Regions from separate parts of the Homo sapiens genome. Here region 1 is linked to region 2. The links are chromatin loops, found by intact Hi-C in ENCODE. Cell type or tissue: PC-9. All regions are shown on one strand. Each heading gives the region's core, and the rest is flanking DNA. Links, peaks and the distances in the headings are about the cores only.

Region 1 (8,271 bases), core at 1,360-6,359, 70 kb after region 2:
TCAAAATCACAGTGAGATATCACCCCACACCTATTAGGCTGGCTATTATGAAAAAGGCAAGTTTTGATTAGGTTGTGGAACAAAGGGAACTTTTCTATTCTGTGGGTAGGAAGGTAAATTGGTACAACCATTTTGGAAAACAGTGTGGCGCTTCCTCAAAAAAATAAAAATAGTGCTACAACATGGTCTAGAAACCTCACTTCTGGGTATGTATCCACAGGAAATGAAATCAGGATCTCAAAGAGATGTATGCATCCTGGTGTTTATTGCAGCATTATTCATAATAGCCAAAATATAGAAACAACCTAATTTTCCATCCAGAGATAAAGATTGATGGTACAGTGGATAAAGAAATTGTGGTACATATTCATAATGGAATATTATTCAATAATAAAAAAGAAGGATATCCTAACCATTTGCAACACACGTCTGAACCTGGAAGACATTATAGGAAGTGAAAGAACCCAGACATAGAAAGATAAATCCTGTATGATATTACTTATATGTGACTCTGAAAATGTTGAACTCATAGAAGCAGACAGTAGAAGGGTGGTTTTCAGTGGATGGGAGGAAAAGGATATGGGGAGATGTTGGTCAAAAAGTACAAACTTTCAGGTATAAGATGAACAAGTTCTGGGGAATTTAAAGTAAGGCATAAGTGGTGGTTAATGTATTAATTAATTTGATTGTAGTAATCCTTACACATATATATGTATACCTTATCATCACATTGTACACCTTGAATATATTTAATCCTTGTCAACTAAATATTTTAAAATAAAAAAATACAAAAGCATCCAACAACCAATAGGGTAAAATTCACAATGTCTGTCATCCAATCAAGATATGATAAGAAACAAAATAATACGACCTATAACGAGGAGAAAAAAATACTCAATTGAAACTAACCAAGAAATGATACATGATAGAATTAGTATATCAGAACATTAAAAAGGTAATTATAACTGCATTCCATATATTCAAGGAAAGATTGGAAAGTTAAGTAGATACATGGAAAATACTTAAAAGACTCAAATCAAACATCAATATATGAAAATTACAATGTTTGAAATGACAAGTACACTGGATGAGATGAACAGAAGATTAAGCATTACAGAAGAAAAAGTAGTGGACTTACATAGCATTAGAAACTACCAAAATCAAAAGCAGAAAGAAAAAATGATGAAAGTAATGGATAACGTCATCAGTGAGCTGAGGGACCATTTCAAACATTCAGTTGAAGTCTCCAAGGTGGGATGGTGAGAGGATGTAAAGAATATTGGAAATAATTTGAATTTTGTTTAAAAAATGAGATACTGCATTTGTAAGCTCTAGAATTTTCATTTTGCTTTCTATATCTTTTACTTATCTATACATTATTTTTTATATTTTTAAATTATTGAGCATATTTATAATAACTAGGGTAAAATTGTCTGCTAATATTATTACTGTTGTTGATAAGTCTCTTTTTATTGTTGAATTTTTCTCCCGGTAAATAGGGCACATTCTTCTTGCCTCTTTGGATCTTAATTAATAATTTATTGGATGCCAGATATTGTAAAATTACATATTTGCATGTTGCCTTCTTTTAAATAATATTGCAATTTATTTTGCAGTCGGTTAAGTAATTTGTGGATCAGTCTCATATTTTTGAGGCCATTTATTTATTTATTTTTGCTTTGTGGTGGTTGTTCTAGAGATGTCTTTCGTCTAGTGTTACTTTGTTCCAATACTAAAGTATTATCCTTCAGGAATCTCTGTTGAATGCCCTGAGGCATGCTTACAAAGTGTCTCCAATCTGGCTTGTTGTAACTTGTATATCTCCCAGTCCTATGTAATCTCTGATAAGTGTTCAGCTTATATATGTTTGGTAATTCCTTACCAGCCTGATAAAATTTTGTGCTAGCCTGTGCAGATTAATATTCAGCAGTAGACCCAAGGTGACTCCTATACAGATCCATGAAGCTCCTTTTCTGTATTTCTCTCTCTTCTTGTCATATTCTGTCCTACAAATACCAGCTACCTTAGCCTCTCCAAGCTCTTGACTGCTGTCATCCCATTTTAGCAAGACTGATGTGCTCTGCTTGGGAGCCCCCTTTCCGGGTCATGGTCCAGACTATGTCTCCAGGGAGAAATCTGGGAATATCATATTGCCCATCATGTTCCTTTTTTTTTTTAAATCATGGATAACAGCCCTAAACTGTTTCCAATGTTTGAGAATGGTTCTTTCTTCTATTTTACAGTTTTCTAGTGGTTTGTGGTAGGAGGGCATGTTCAGGACTCCCATGTCCAAAAATAGAATTCTGAATTTCGTTTTAAGAACTTGCTTTTGAATAGAAAAAAAAGTAAAACTGCAATTTTCTGATAAATAGTGGCAGCTATAAAAATATCTGTTAATAGCTTATGAATAATCTTATGAATAATCTTATGAAAAATAAAATATGCAATGACATGTTCAAGCTTACCTATGTCACTATAAATTTCCACATAATGAAATGCTCTGCTGACAGGGAGAAATGGTAGTACTATTTTGCTTTTACTCTAAAGAACCCTTCGTGATATCCTGATATTTCTAGCTCTCTTTCCCTCTCTTTTGGTACTTTTAAGAATATATACAATATAATATTCTCTTATTTCATACATAGATAAGAAAGGGGCATGGAGAAAGAGCCAATAAGGTAAAAAATAAATAAATAAATAAAAGTCTTTGACAACCTGTTAACAACTATATTTGAGGAAAACAAGTGGGTCACAGCACCAGGACCATGGACAGCAATTCAAGTCTTTGTAATTCACTAGCACAGAGTATTTGTAGTCACACAAAATAAATATTAAGGCTCTGCCCCTAGACATCTGCCCTATTACTCACCTACCAATGATATGTAAAAGAGGATTATGATAACTATAGTTGATTGTAGTTTTACACACACACACACACACACACACACACACACAAAGGCAGATGCCTGAATCCTGGACTCTGAACTTAAAGTAGAGAAGAACTCACAGAAATTTTTACTTGGCATAAAAAATATGCATTTAGGCAGCCTAAGTTTTCTTTGCCTACCACTGGAGTTTAAGTGGCATGAGTTTTAAAAGTCTGATAACTAAAAAAGGGAAATTTTAGTTTTCTTTCTCACTTGCATTTTCATTTAGGACATTGGTTTTGAACCCTGGTTACACATGCAATCACCTGTGAATTTAGAATCACCTGAGAATCGTTTTAAATAAACTTATGCCCTAACTTCTCCCTCTTAAAGATCCTGATTTAATTGAACTACATATATATATATATATATGTCTCAAGGTTATTCTAAAAGCCATATAGGCAAGAGGCACTCAAATTGTGTTCCACAGATGAACAACACTGGCATCAACTGGGAGCTTTTCTGAAGTGCAGACTCCCAGTCCCTGCCCTAGACCTACAGAATGAGAATCTACATTTTAACACCATTCCCAGATGACTCATATGCACAATTAAGTATTAGGACATTCTTTAGTTGACAAAGATATATTTCCCACCTTCAAGGAATTCTGAAAGTAAACAGTAGAGCATTTAGACCTGTGACAACTCCAAATTGGCCCTGGCATCAGAATCACATGCTCTTTGTTATAAATACAGACTCCCAGAATCCATTCCAACTGTGGCCAGTCAACTCCTCCAAGCATGAAGCGTGGGCATTTGTATGTTTATGACATCTTCCAGGTGGACATATAGTAGACAATTAGAGAAGTTTAAGAAATAAAGTGAAATACAGACTACATTTTTCAACATTTGCCTCTACCAAAGTCCTAACCAAGCAAAAGAATAAGTGATGTCATGAAGTCAATAAATAATGGTAGCTATATCATTCCCTTATGCAGAACTAAATGGGATTTATGATTTTTAAAATGATGTAAATTTTATAGCCTTTTGTTAAAATAATCTTTATGCTTTGGATATTTTCGCTGTAAATGCAATAAAGAAAAATATATGTGCCTGAGCATTTAAAGGTTCCGTCAGTTTAGAATTTTAGGCCATTTCTGTGCAGTGCAGGCGTGGGGTGTGGAGAGTCTAATAGAGGCTGTTGAGGAAAATGGCAGTTTGACAAGAAACTGTAGAAGAAAATTGACAGATGTAGCAAGCGTGAGGATGGTGTAGTGCTGAGTAGGCTGTTTTGTAACAGAACAAAGAAAACATCTCAAAACTAGTTAAGTTAGTTATAAGGCTTAACTAGGCCAAAAACTTATGAGTATTTATGAATACTTTTAACACTGTAGAGAGTGTCAAAAATTTATCACATGAGTAAATTTTAGGTGTCTGAGTCATGGAGTCTGAGAACATTCCTGGCTAAGTAAATAGAGGTAGATGAAAATACACCAAAATGGATGACTTTTCTCTATACAAATATAACTTTATATAAAAGTTTTTAATGTTTCTTATTAAGCTATAAATTTTTACATGGCCAGAAATTATAAAAATCCTATTTAGTTATGTCTCCATATTCACTGTATACAGACACAAAACATCAGATTTGGAATTAAGGACTCATAAGATTCAATTCCAGCAAAGTCACTTAATATGTCACATTTTCAGCTTGCTTACCAATTCTGAGGTCCAGTCTTCATCTCTAAAACTGAAATAACACTACTTCTCTAGTTAGGACAACCATATGTCTGATATCTTCTCTCACTTGTGGGCGACGATCTGCGGTTTATGGTTAAAACTTTAGCTAGAATCTCAAAACAAATGTAAAGGCCTCACAGCTTACTGGAGTTACACATCACAGATAAATGTTATTGCTTTGATCCCTAAAACAATAAAAAATTTAGATCCTACAGTCTGGTATGACAACACTCAAGTGAGGTCGCAAAACATTAATTCCATGACACGTGGCATACTGGGAAAGACATACAATTTTGGGTACATTACAGAAGTACACAAAAAGAGCTAGGTTGTTCAATTTTAAGCTGCTAAGGCTTTATAGGTATTTTTTCATTTGTAGCATATTTTACGTTTGATATTATTAATTGATTCAATCATTAGTTCAACAAATGCTTTTTGAGCCCATACTATATAGTGTCAGACACTATACAGCATGTGAAAGATTCAATAGTCAGAAAGACATTTAGGCGAGGAGGACAAACATCAAATGAACAAATAATCTAACACAATAGGATGTTATAGAGTAATAACAATGTGATCTGTCATATGCTGCTACAGATTGTGGTACGTGTTGTGAAAAAAATAAATAGGTGACTAGCTTGAATAACTAGTAGTGTCACTTAAGGTAGGGCTGTTCCAGAAGAGATTTCTGAGCCAGTAGCATTTGAATTCCCCTAATGTGAAGGGTGTAATATGTCAGTCATGAAAATAGGTGCTGAGAAAGTATTAGCTGGGACTAGCAAACGCAAAACTCTAAAAGATGGATAAATCTTGGAGTGTATTTGACAAATGGAAAGAAGTCTAGAGAAGTTGGAATATAATTAGACAGACAGAAAATGGTGTGAGTTGAGGTTGGAGAATTCAGAGAAACCCAATATGCAGGGCCATGTAAGCTATGGAAAGTTGTTCAAATTTTTATTTAAAACAATGGGAAGCCATAGAAAGGTTTCAAGTGGGAAGAGAGCAATATTTATAAAGCAAAAGACTAGAAACATCCCAAAGATCCATAAATAGGTGACTGGTTTAATTAATTATGACATATACATAAAATAGAGTGTTATGTAGCTATAAAAAGGAATGAGAAACAGTTCTGTAACTGCTATTGAGTGATACATAGTATATATCATTAAGTAAAAAAGGAAGGTGGCAAAAAGTGTATACTGTATGCTATCTTTAAAAAGGGCATAAATCACAAAAGCACACCCCTGCATACGAATATTCTTATATTGAAAATAGAGAATAAACCAAAAACTAATTTGAAGATTAGGTTACCTAGAGGGGAAGAGAAGACTAGAATGAAGGGGATTGGCTTAGAAGGGAGACTTCTCTGACTGCCCCTGATTTTATAGTTTTGATTTTGGAATCATGTAAATGCTCTTATAATCATACAAAAAAACTATATGAAATATAAGCAGAAATAAATCTTTATGAAATAAAAGCCAAAGAAAACAAATGAAATAAACTACATATCAGGGGGCTAAACCGCACAAACAGGCATTATATCAAATGATTTTAAAATATAGTAATTTTTACATATCCAATGGGATACAAGGTAAGGACAAAAAACGCTGTAAAGATCTCAAACTGTTTTTTCTAATAGTGTTGTTATTCTGTAGCTAGTGTATATGTATGTGTGTCTGTAATTGGCAAGCAAACCATTTGTACACACACACATTGGATGAGTAAAAAGTACTTATATACTGTTATTAGGATCCAAGGTTTTCACCCTAGAATATACAGAAATGTAGTATTTATGAAGTCAAATTAATATTGGAATCAAATCTCAATATCAACTCATGGTATATTTTTATCTTCACTTTTTTTCCAAACTCTTCCAGTGAAAAAGTCTGGAAACACTGACCAATACAATATAGTAGACATGAGCATCTCTAGCCTTAAATTAAGGTCTTTAAAAATCACATTCTTCTTAAAGAAGCCAGAGTTTTTGGAAAACTGGCTGCTTCCAGGTGTTGGACAAGAAATACATAAGAAGAGCACAGATCTTAACAGAGAGAGTTGGAAGGCTTTGAGTTACATCAACAAAGCCATGTTGAAGTAGCTCAGTGGCTAAAAAAAAAAAGGAGAAAGAAAGAAAAAATATTTTGAACAGCTATAATAATAGTTGCAATGAATAAGTGTTTAAAATACTTTACATATCTTAAAATCTAGGATTTCATAGATTTAAATCTATGAAATAATAAGAAAAAATACAATCTCCATGAAAGATGTTAAAAAACCAATTCGTTCTTCTAAAATCTGTAAATAAGGAGAAAAATTTCTCATTTATCCTGTATTCCCTGTACAAACTCATCTCAGTATTAACAACTAGATGATGAAAGTGTTTTCCTTTAGACATTTTCAAGAAAATAGGTGAAGAAAGAATGTAGAGTTAGAATATAAGCATTTGCAACCTTCAACAACAACAACAAAAAACAGATTCAGGCTACAAATATGAACAGTACCTACAATTCCTAATTGAGTTATGGACGGAAACATTATTATGAATGCATCAGGCTGATAACAATACCTTAACCTACTAATTGGTTTTAATGTCTCAAAAAGAATGATGCAATCAAAAATTACGTGCCTTTTGATGTGTTACGCTAGGAAATACAAACATCACCTATGAACTATTATTGCCACAGTATAAGTGTGAATGTTATCTAGTCCCTAATGTAACCACTAGGTTTCAGAAAATCACTAGGTCAGAGGAAAATGTTAAAAGGCACCATGTTGGAAGGCATGCAATTAGGAAAATTCAGAAAGAGGTCTGCAGATTGGACAGAAGTAAACTGAATGACAGATTGCAGATTGAATGGCAGATCTCTTCAACAGATAAGTTGGAAGATAAAAGAAGAGAGAGGAAAGGGGAATATATAAATTAAAAAGAGATTTAAGAAATAAGCAGCCAAATACCTGTATGAAACTTGCTTGAAACTATAAAATAATATTTTAAGGTTTTCACGGAAATTGGAACATAATAGTTATTTATAGTTATAAACTTGTTAAGGATTTTTTATCTTTCATCAATATATACTGAAGTATTCACCGATAAAGTAATATGATATCTGGAATTCATCTGAGAGTATTTAAGAGTGTGTCTGGGGAGAAAGGCACATGAAGATAGAGTAAATGATAATTATTCAATCCAAATGATGGGTACATAGGGATTCATTGTACTAGTCTCTCTTTAAACTTTTGAATGTTTAAACATGTTTACAATTACATTGTGAAAGACAAAAAGATATAAGGAACCTGGGAAGACCTTGCTTACCTTTGGAAAATTTTGAAGAGAGGCACAGGTGAAAGCAGGAAGACTGGTTAGGTTACTGCAGTGATGCAGGAGAGAGAGAACGGAGGTTTAGACTACTGGGTGTCTGGCGGTGAAGAGTTAAACTGAAGGGATTCGATCTATTTAGACATGGTAGAATCAACTGTACCTCTAATTGATTGGATTGGGGTTGAAGAAAAAAGAGTCACCCAGAATACCTCCCAGAATTTCTGATATCTAGGTAGATAGTGATGTCTTCTACTGAGATTGAGAAGACTGGGAAGTGAGGGATAGTCACATGAAAATTTGGGGTTAGAGGTAATCAGGAGTTCTGTTTGATCTTCCTTTTTATTTC
Region 2 (8,271 bases), core at 1,813-6,812:
TCTACTTTTCTGAGAGCTTTTATCATGAATGGGTATTGAATTTTGTCATTTTTTTTCCTAGATCGAATGGATGATCATGTGATTTTTCTTCTTTAGCCTATGAATATGGTGATTAGCATTGATTTTCAAATATTAAATTAAGTTTGCATCCTAGAAATAAACCACATTTGGTCATGACATAATTTTTTTTGTGTTGCTTAAGTCTATTTGTTAATATTTTCTAAAGGCTTTTGTGTCTATATTCATGAAAGCTATTGATCTTTAGTTTTGTTTTTTGTTGATATTGTTGTTCTTGGTGGTGGTAGTGCTCTCCTTGTCTAGTTTACTATCAGGTTATGACTATCTTCATAGAATCAATAGGAGAATGTTTCCTCCTCTTCTGTTTTCTAGAAGAGATTGTGTAGAATTGAATTGGCATTAACTGTTTCTTAAACGTGCGGTAAACTTTTCCAAGTTAAACCATCTGGGTCTTGAGATTTCTTTTCTGGGAGTTGCTAAGTGATACATTCAATTTTCTTAATAGCTATTAGGCTATTCAATTTATCTGATACACATATTGGGTGAGTTGTAGTAGTTTGTTATTTGAGGAACCGGTCCATTTTGCATAAGTTGTCATATTTATGTCGATAGAGTTCTTTGTAGTATGTTCTGATTATTCTGCAGGACCCATAGTAATATCTCACTTTGTTTCTGATATTATAATTTGTGTCATCTCTCTTTTCTTCTTTGTCAGTGTTGCTAAAGATTTCTCAATTTTACTGGACTTCACAAAGAACCAGCTCTTAGATTCATTGATTATTGTTTTTCTATTTTCAATTTAATTGATTTCTTCCCTTATCTTTGTTATTTCCTTCTTTGTTTTCATCATATCTATTTTGTTCTTCCTTTTCTAGATTCTTGAAGTGGCTACTTAGATTATTGTAATGAGACTTTTGTTCTTTTCTAATGTAGGTATTTAGTGTTACAAATTTCCCTCTCATTGTTGCTTTAGCTATGACCCACAAAATTTGATATATTTTTTATTCAATTTAATGTACTTTTATTTACTTAAGATTTTCTTTTTTGATATATGGATTATTTAGAAATATGTGCTTTAATTTTTAAGAGTTTGAAAATTTTTTTTTATTTTTCTGTTACTGATTATTATTTTAATTTCATTGTGGTTAGATAACACTGCATAATTTCAAATTTTAAAAATCTGTTGATTTTATGATCCAAGATATTATTTATCTTGGTATATGTTTTTTGAGTACTTAAAAACAATGTGTTTTTTGGTGCCGTTGGGTGGAATGTTGTATAAATATCAATTAGATGTTGTTAATTAATGGTGTCATTGAGTTCTTCTAAACCATCGCTGATTTTCTTGTTAGTTATAGATGAGAAAGTGGTGTTGAAGTCTGAAACTACAATGTGGATTTGTTTATTTTTTTATTTCAGTTGTCTCAATTTGCAGCTCTGTTGCTCAGTGCTGCAATCAGAACTGCTATTCCTTCTAGGTGATGTGGATTGACTTAGCATTAAATAATCTCTCTCTCTCTCTCTCTCTCTCTGTCTCTTTCTTCTCTCTCTCCCTCTCTGGTAATTTTCTTTGCCCTGTAGTCTACTTTATCTGATGGTATTATAGCCACTACTACTTTTCTTTGATAAATGTTTGCATGGCATATCATTTTCTTATCATTTTATTTTCAATTAGCCTATACATTTTCAGCCTTGCTCTCTTTCTCTTCTTTTTCTGAGACTCCAGTGATATGAAAGTTAAAGTCCCATAGGTTCCTAAGGTTGCATTCCTCCCCCTACCATTGTATCTTTTCTCTGATGTTCAGATTGAATAATTTCTATTATACTATTTTTCAGTTTACTCATCCTTTCCATTGTCCACTCTATTCTGTTGTGAATATTCTGTCCACTCTATTCTAGCAGGGAAAAGGGGGAACAGAAACATTGACCCGTTATTGACAAAAAGTGGTAGAAATCTAGCTTCTATTGACACCCAAAGGTAAGGAAAGTTCACCTTTATTGCCAGGAATATTGGAAGCTCCTGGTCCTCATGTGGTCTCCACTGACATGGTGGCAAGAGTGGCCTCATTACAACTGGGCAGTAGTAAATGTTATGACTCTCCACTAGGTTGCCTTTGACACCATTCTAGTGGGGAAAGGGGAAAGCCTCCTTGTTTCTATCTAGCAGGGATGAAATTCCCACTCCTACTTGGCCTTCTCCTACATAAACCCAGTGGAGACATTGAATTCCCTCATTACAACCTTACAAGAGTGAAGTCTAAATTCTTCACTCGGCCTTGGCTAGTGTGGTAGGGGTGGGGTGACATTTTTCTTCTATGATATTTGGCTAGACTAGAGTAGTGATTGTCTAAAAGTTTTTTGTTCTGCCTGGTTACCCCTTTCATTTTACTTTGGCTAGAGAGAGCAGGCTTTTGTCTATGTTCATTGGTATTTCTGTGTTGCCAGTTTCTTTAGCTTCAAGTCTCAGATATAGGAGACAAAATAAAAACCCAGAGTAGTTATCACTGTTACTTCTGTTTCCCAGGTCTCTGGACAGTCTGCCTTCTTCTCTATATCTTTCATAGTCTTCTGATGCTTGTTTTACATAAAATGTCCTGGTTTGTAGTTGTACGTAATAGAAAGAGTTAAGTACATCTACTCTATTTACCTAGAAATGGAAGCCTCTAGGGTCACATTTTAAAGGATAGTAGCCTAAAAACATAATTTGTTGAATTTTTAAATATTCTAAACAGATAAATTCATTAATTTAAGCTAGATTTAGAAGTCTCTTGAATCCCAGTCAACAGCCAGGTCTTAAATAGTAGACTATGTTTATTAGACATTTAATTATAGGAAATAGAATATCTAAATTCTCTGTGTTAGTCAAATAATTCCAAATCTCAGAGGCTTAGAACAGTAAACTTCTGTCTCTCTTAGTAGATGGTCTTCAAGTCAGCTACAATTCCACTTAAGGCTGTGTGTCAGACTTGGGTTTTCTGATTGAGAGTGTAGGCCCACTCCACATGTTTTCTCATTGTGGAGCAAAGGCTAAAGGGGCAGCCTCTCTCAGTATATGCCATTCTTCACAGTAATAGTCAAAATAGAAACTGGCAGATATGTGCAGTGGTTAGTAAAGCTTTTCCGCAGAACTGGTGCACTATCCCTTTTGCTCATATTTTATTGACCAGGCAAAGTCACATAGCCAAGCCCAAAGTCAGTTGGGTGTAGGGATATACTTATTTTATGGAAAGCAGACAAATTGCATAGTAAAGGGTATATAGATGTATAATCTTCCTTCAGAAGAGAGAGAATAAATGTGAAATCTTTACATAATGATTAGAATGTTACAATAATCATAAAATTCTCAAACTAGATTAATTGGGAAGAAACTGAATTTAATTTAGTAAACATTGTATTAAAATATGTTTTCTGTTAAAGATGCAAAACTCATCCAAGTAATGGCTCTATGATCCATTGTATCATTTTTCACACATGCTATGAAAGATTAGAATAACTAGTAATTAACTTAAAATGATGTGTCAAGTAGGTCACTTGAAACTTACATTAGTTATCAGCTTAATTTTTTAATATAAATATCATAAAAGTTATCTTCAGGCCAGTTCTTTTCAGCCTACTAATATTTTCCTTTGCATTCCTAAATCTCCATTAAAATGTAGGTACATCTATAGAGACAGAGATATCCCTAAAGATATCTATATATCCCATTGTTTCATGAAATTTTATATTAAGGCCAGACACAGAATAATTCATAGAATGATAGCAAGGGAAAAAAAGGATTTTTAGGCAGCTGGAGTGAGAAGAAAAATTAGAAAGAAAATGTTCTCTACTGGGAACTATTTTAAGTAAAGAATCTGGGGCAAAATTTTACATAGCTTCTTCTTTCTAAATGAGAGAATTGATTCTTATCCCCGCAAATTCATTAGTGAGCTCACGTGAGTTCCACATAAAGGATCCAGCATAAAGAAAGTCATACGGTGTAGTCAGATATAAATTAGTGTGTGTTGTTTACCTTTGTTTAGTTACACATCTTGCAATTTGCTGATAATTGCATGTGGATTATACTAGTTAGCTACCCTGCTACTCAACCAACTCAAGTAAGTAGAACAAAATATTACTGAATATTTTCTTTAAAAGCAGTGTATACAATAACTGAAAAGAAACATGGAGGTAATCAGATCTCATTGTTCTTCATAAGAGACTGACTGCCATCTCTGACATCTTGTCTGAAAACCTCCAGTGATGGAGAAATACTATTGATTACTTTTTGGCACTTTTGGCTGCAAGAAAGAACTTCCTCACATTGACTTGAGATTTGCCTTTCTCTAATTTCTACCTAATGGTAATAATAACATTTTTTTCTAACTTCCACCTAACCATAGCAACAAAGACACCCAGCAGGTAATCATAAGTTGGCATATGGTAGGCCTGCAGAAAGAATTCACTAATATAATGTATTTTTAACAAATCTAATAGAGATGATAAGATAAATGACAAATAGCTAAAATGTGAGTTGATATATTGTAACAAATATCAAAAGTGTTAAGGGGTTCCAAGTAGGAAAGATTACATACTATTGGGGGAGGAGAATACATGGGAAAGAGGAAGTAAATCTATTTAAAGGTGGATCTAACATAGGCTTTAAAGCCTAGGTAGAATTCTAGCAGGTAAATATGAGAGACAAATAAGAAGCAGCAAGGTCGTAAGTGAAAGATACTAAAATGAATGTAATTACAAGAGAGGGAGATGAGACTCAAAAGTGAGACTAAGTGCATGCATACGTCAGTTCAGGCTGCCATAATAAAATCACACAGATAGGGTGGCTTAAACAACAGAAATGTATTTGCTCACAATTCTGGAGGCTAGAAGTCTGAAAGTCCAAGCTCAAGGTGCTAGTAGTCTTGGTAATTATGAGGCCTTTCTCCTCGACTTGCAGACAGTACCTTCTTGCTCTGCCCACCCAAGACTTTCTCGATGCACAAGTGTTCAGAAAAAGCTTCTTCATGTCTCTTCCTCTTCTTTTGAGAACACCAGTTTTAAGGGATTAGGGCCCAATCCTTACAGCCTCATTTAACCTTAATTACCTCTTTTAAGGCTCTGTCTCCCAAAACAGTCACATGGTGGGTAACGGCTTCAACATGTGAATTCTCGGGGACTCTGGGAAAGGGTGGGTGTGATACAATTCAGTTCACAGTAGTCTTCAAAGTAGAAAAAGTTCAATGCAGGCGTCATAGCCTGTTAAGATTAAAATGTAATGCTTATACCAACATCTATGAAGCTTCATTTAAGACCAAGCAATAAATAAATCCCAAAGAAATATTCATTTGTGATGGAATGTAAATAAGCCACTATTATTTAAACTCAAGCACTCACCCCAATCGAAACATTTGGTATAATATGATTTTTCCCAATGTAAATATGAACTTTAGTTCTACCTGTCTGCACAAAGTCAGAGTCGCTGTAAAATACTTAAAGCTAAATAAATCACGTGAACTAGACATATGTTTTTATAATTACCATAAAAATGCTGGTATAAATTAAAAGAAGAAATCATAGAATTTCTGCTTTGTTTGCTGAATATAATTTTAGGTTGTTTCTTTTGCCGCTTTATGAATTATTAAAAGCTTTTGTCATTTCATTCATTTTGGCTAGAAAAGAATTAGATATGATTTATGGATATTTAAAGTAAGACAACATGAAGGGGAAAGCATAAAATCCAATCTCATTAATTTACAACTTAAAAATTCTGCTGCCAAAAGGGGAAAAATATTTTGGGATTTCTCTCTCATAATTTCCTATATTGCCTACATAATCTGAATTCATTGCATAATTGAGTATTCTCTGTCTTTAGTTACTAATGTCAACTCAGTGCTTATGCTTCTTAATCCGTATTTAATTCAGTATATGTTCCTATTACAACTGACAGGCTATTAAGACATTTTTTGTTAGTCTTTCCTATCAACATTTATAAAAGAAAATGGAAAGTAATTCATACTAGGTTAAAATCTTCTTAAAAATGTTTCTATAATTTGTAAGCTCATACTGAATGTTGAGGTGTAGCAAAAGACATTTTGTTACGTGCGATAATAATGCATCTGATTTCTGAGTAAAACACATTCAAATATATTTATTATATCAGCAATGATGCAGAAGATTCATTTGACTCTCAGGTTAAGGGACAATATAACGTGCACTAACCTTGATTTATTGCTCTTGGTTGGCTTCTAAAAGTCAATACTACATTGAGTTGCAAGGAAGTCTCATTTGAATGAAAACGGATAAAAAGTTTATTGTGAAAATATATAGTTGTAGTGCCTTATAATCTTCCAAATAATAAACAAGAATATTTAGTGAGAAGGCATGTATTAAAAATCTAGGAGAGAATTTTTTTTTAAAGTAAGCCATCTCTTTATGTTCTCTGTTTTTATACCTTTAATTTGTTTGCATAGGAAGAAAAGGCTGAAGATAATTCTTTATCAGGTGGAACAGAACCTCTTATATGAAAACGTAAGTATGTCTAGGCTGAACTATTTTGGAAAAGTGAGGGGAATTTGCCTAGAGACCTGGGAAATAGTCTTTTCGTTTTGTTTTGTTTTCTAGCCATGACATGAAAGGTGGAGGACTACTCATGGGGAGGAAACAGGAGGCTGAGAAAGAGAATGGGGAAATGTTGACATACCAAGGAATTGAAGAAAGGGTGGAAGGGATCAGGCACAGTTTTTTCATATAGTCTTTATATCTAGTAGCCTCATTTTATTGTAATTTTTCCACTTTTCTCTTTTTTATCCCAAACTTGCAAATGAGAACACTGAAGTTCAGAAAGGATAAGTGATTTTACTAAGGTCATGTAGCTGCAATGTGGTAGAGCTGTGTTTTTGACTACATCTTTGCAGCCAATATTTAATTGAACATGACAGTTAACACATGATATAAAATATTTATTTTCATGAAAAAGATACTTCTATCATGAAATATTTAAGTTTTGAAATATATTGCTTACTTTACACTATGATTTTACAATTTCTAATTTTAATTGAATATAAGCATAGATTCCTAGTACATCATAGCTCACAAAATTGGAATACCCACTGACCCTTACAATAATCCTGAAGAGAGGACATCTATTAACATGAGGACCAAATGTTACCTTATAGATTTTATGTAATTTGTCCATGATGATACTGCAAGTATCTGAAATAGTCAAATTTAAATACTATTTTCAGACTCAAACAACAAAAGTTTTTCTACTATACTGTTGCATATCTTCACTGAACAATCTAGTATATTTTAATATGGTCTTTTGACATTTAAATTCTGACAAAAATCTAATGCTCCCACATACGGAATTATTCTATATTTTATTGTAAGTATTATTCTATATTTTATTTTAAATCTTCCTAAATTTTGTGTTCCTAAGATAATTTGAAAATGCATGTTTGGAGTCTTTTGAGGATAACCTGGTTAGTTGTTGATAGTAGCTACAGTAGCATTGTAGCTTTTGTAGATCTTCCACACTCCCTCTTAGCATGACCATTTAATAAATAATTCAAATTTTTCCTAATGCAGCATTTTAGGGTATATTGGTGCAATAAATAGCCTAGGAAATAGTATGCATTCAAATAAAACAAATATATATAGTCATGCACCACATTTACAACAGTGACCCTATAAGAATATAACGGGGCTGAAAAATACCTATTGCCTGGTGATGTCACAGCCATTATAGCTGTCACAGTTGTCCTAATGCATTATTGTCTACACTATTCAGAACAGTAACATGCTGTACAGGTTTGTAGCCTGGGAGCAATAGGCTATGCCACATAGCTTAGGTGTGCAGTAGGCTATACCATCCAGGTTTGTATAAGTACATTCCATGATGTTCACAAAACAATAAAATCACCTAATGACACATTTCTTAGAATGTATCCCCATCGTTAAGGAATACCTGATTGTATTACCATACATTTATATTGCTTGTGAATTTCACTTATCTATGGAAGCTCATGAAAAACAGAAAAATAAAAATAATTATTTAAATTGACCTATCAAATTATAACATGTGTATGTACAATGTGTAATATTTGGTGCATCATTTTATATATATTTTGGTTCATAAATATATCATAACTATATTTGGCACATAATTTATTATTTTAAATATGTATATCTACCCAAAACAATATATACTATTTTAAATTAAGAATTCAGGATAATTTTTCTAGAGCTTTGTGATTACAGTCTGACCTCTCTATCTGG

Evidence for each region. Hi-C counts contacts between places; a loop is a spot of excess contacts. Peaks named below come from ENCODE experiments on the same cell type or tissue, not always from the same donor. Only the 100,000 strongest peaks of a DNase experiment are listed, where the experiment ranks them.
Region 1: a loop joins it to region 2, with 2.5 times the contacts of the local background. A loop is called at or near these places in 4 of 110 quality-filtered maps.

The regions. Positions count from the first base shown.
Region 1 is chr9:73,343,198-73,351,468 of GRCh38, reverse strand. The region is part of intron 1 of LOC101927281 (a long non-coding RNA gene); the gene reads right to left. Among named protein-coding and RNA genes, the nearest start is that of ANXA1, 200 kb to the right of the region's middle. In PC-9, for the core only: no CTCF peak of the experiment used is centred there; a DNase peak (open chromatin) is centred at 3,508; H3K27ac peaks cover 487 bases.
Region 2 is chr9:73,413,918-73,422,188 of GRCh38, reverse strand. All of the region lies in intron 1 of LOC105376084 (a long non-coding RNA gene), which reads right to left. It overlaps LOC105376083 (a long non-coding RNA gene), which reads left to right. Exons shown (of 7, transcript XR_001746729.1): 5 at 6,465-6,522. Among named protein-coding and RNA genes, the nearest start is that of ANXA1, 270 kb to the right of the region's middle. In PC-9, for the core only: no CTCF peak of the experiment used is centred there; no DNase peak of the experiment used is centred there.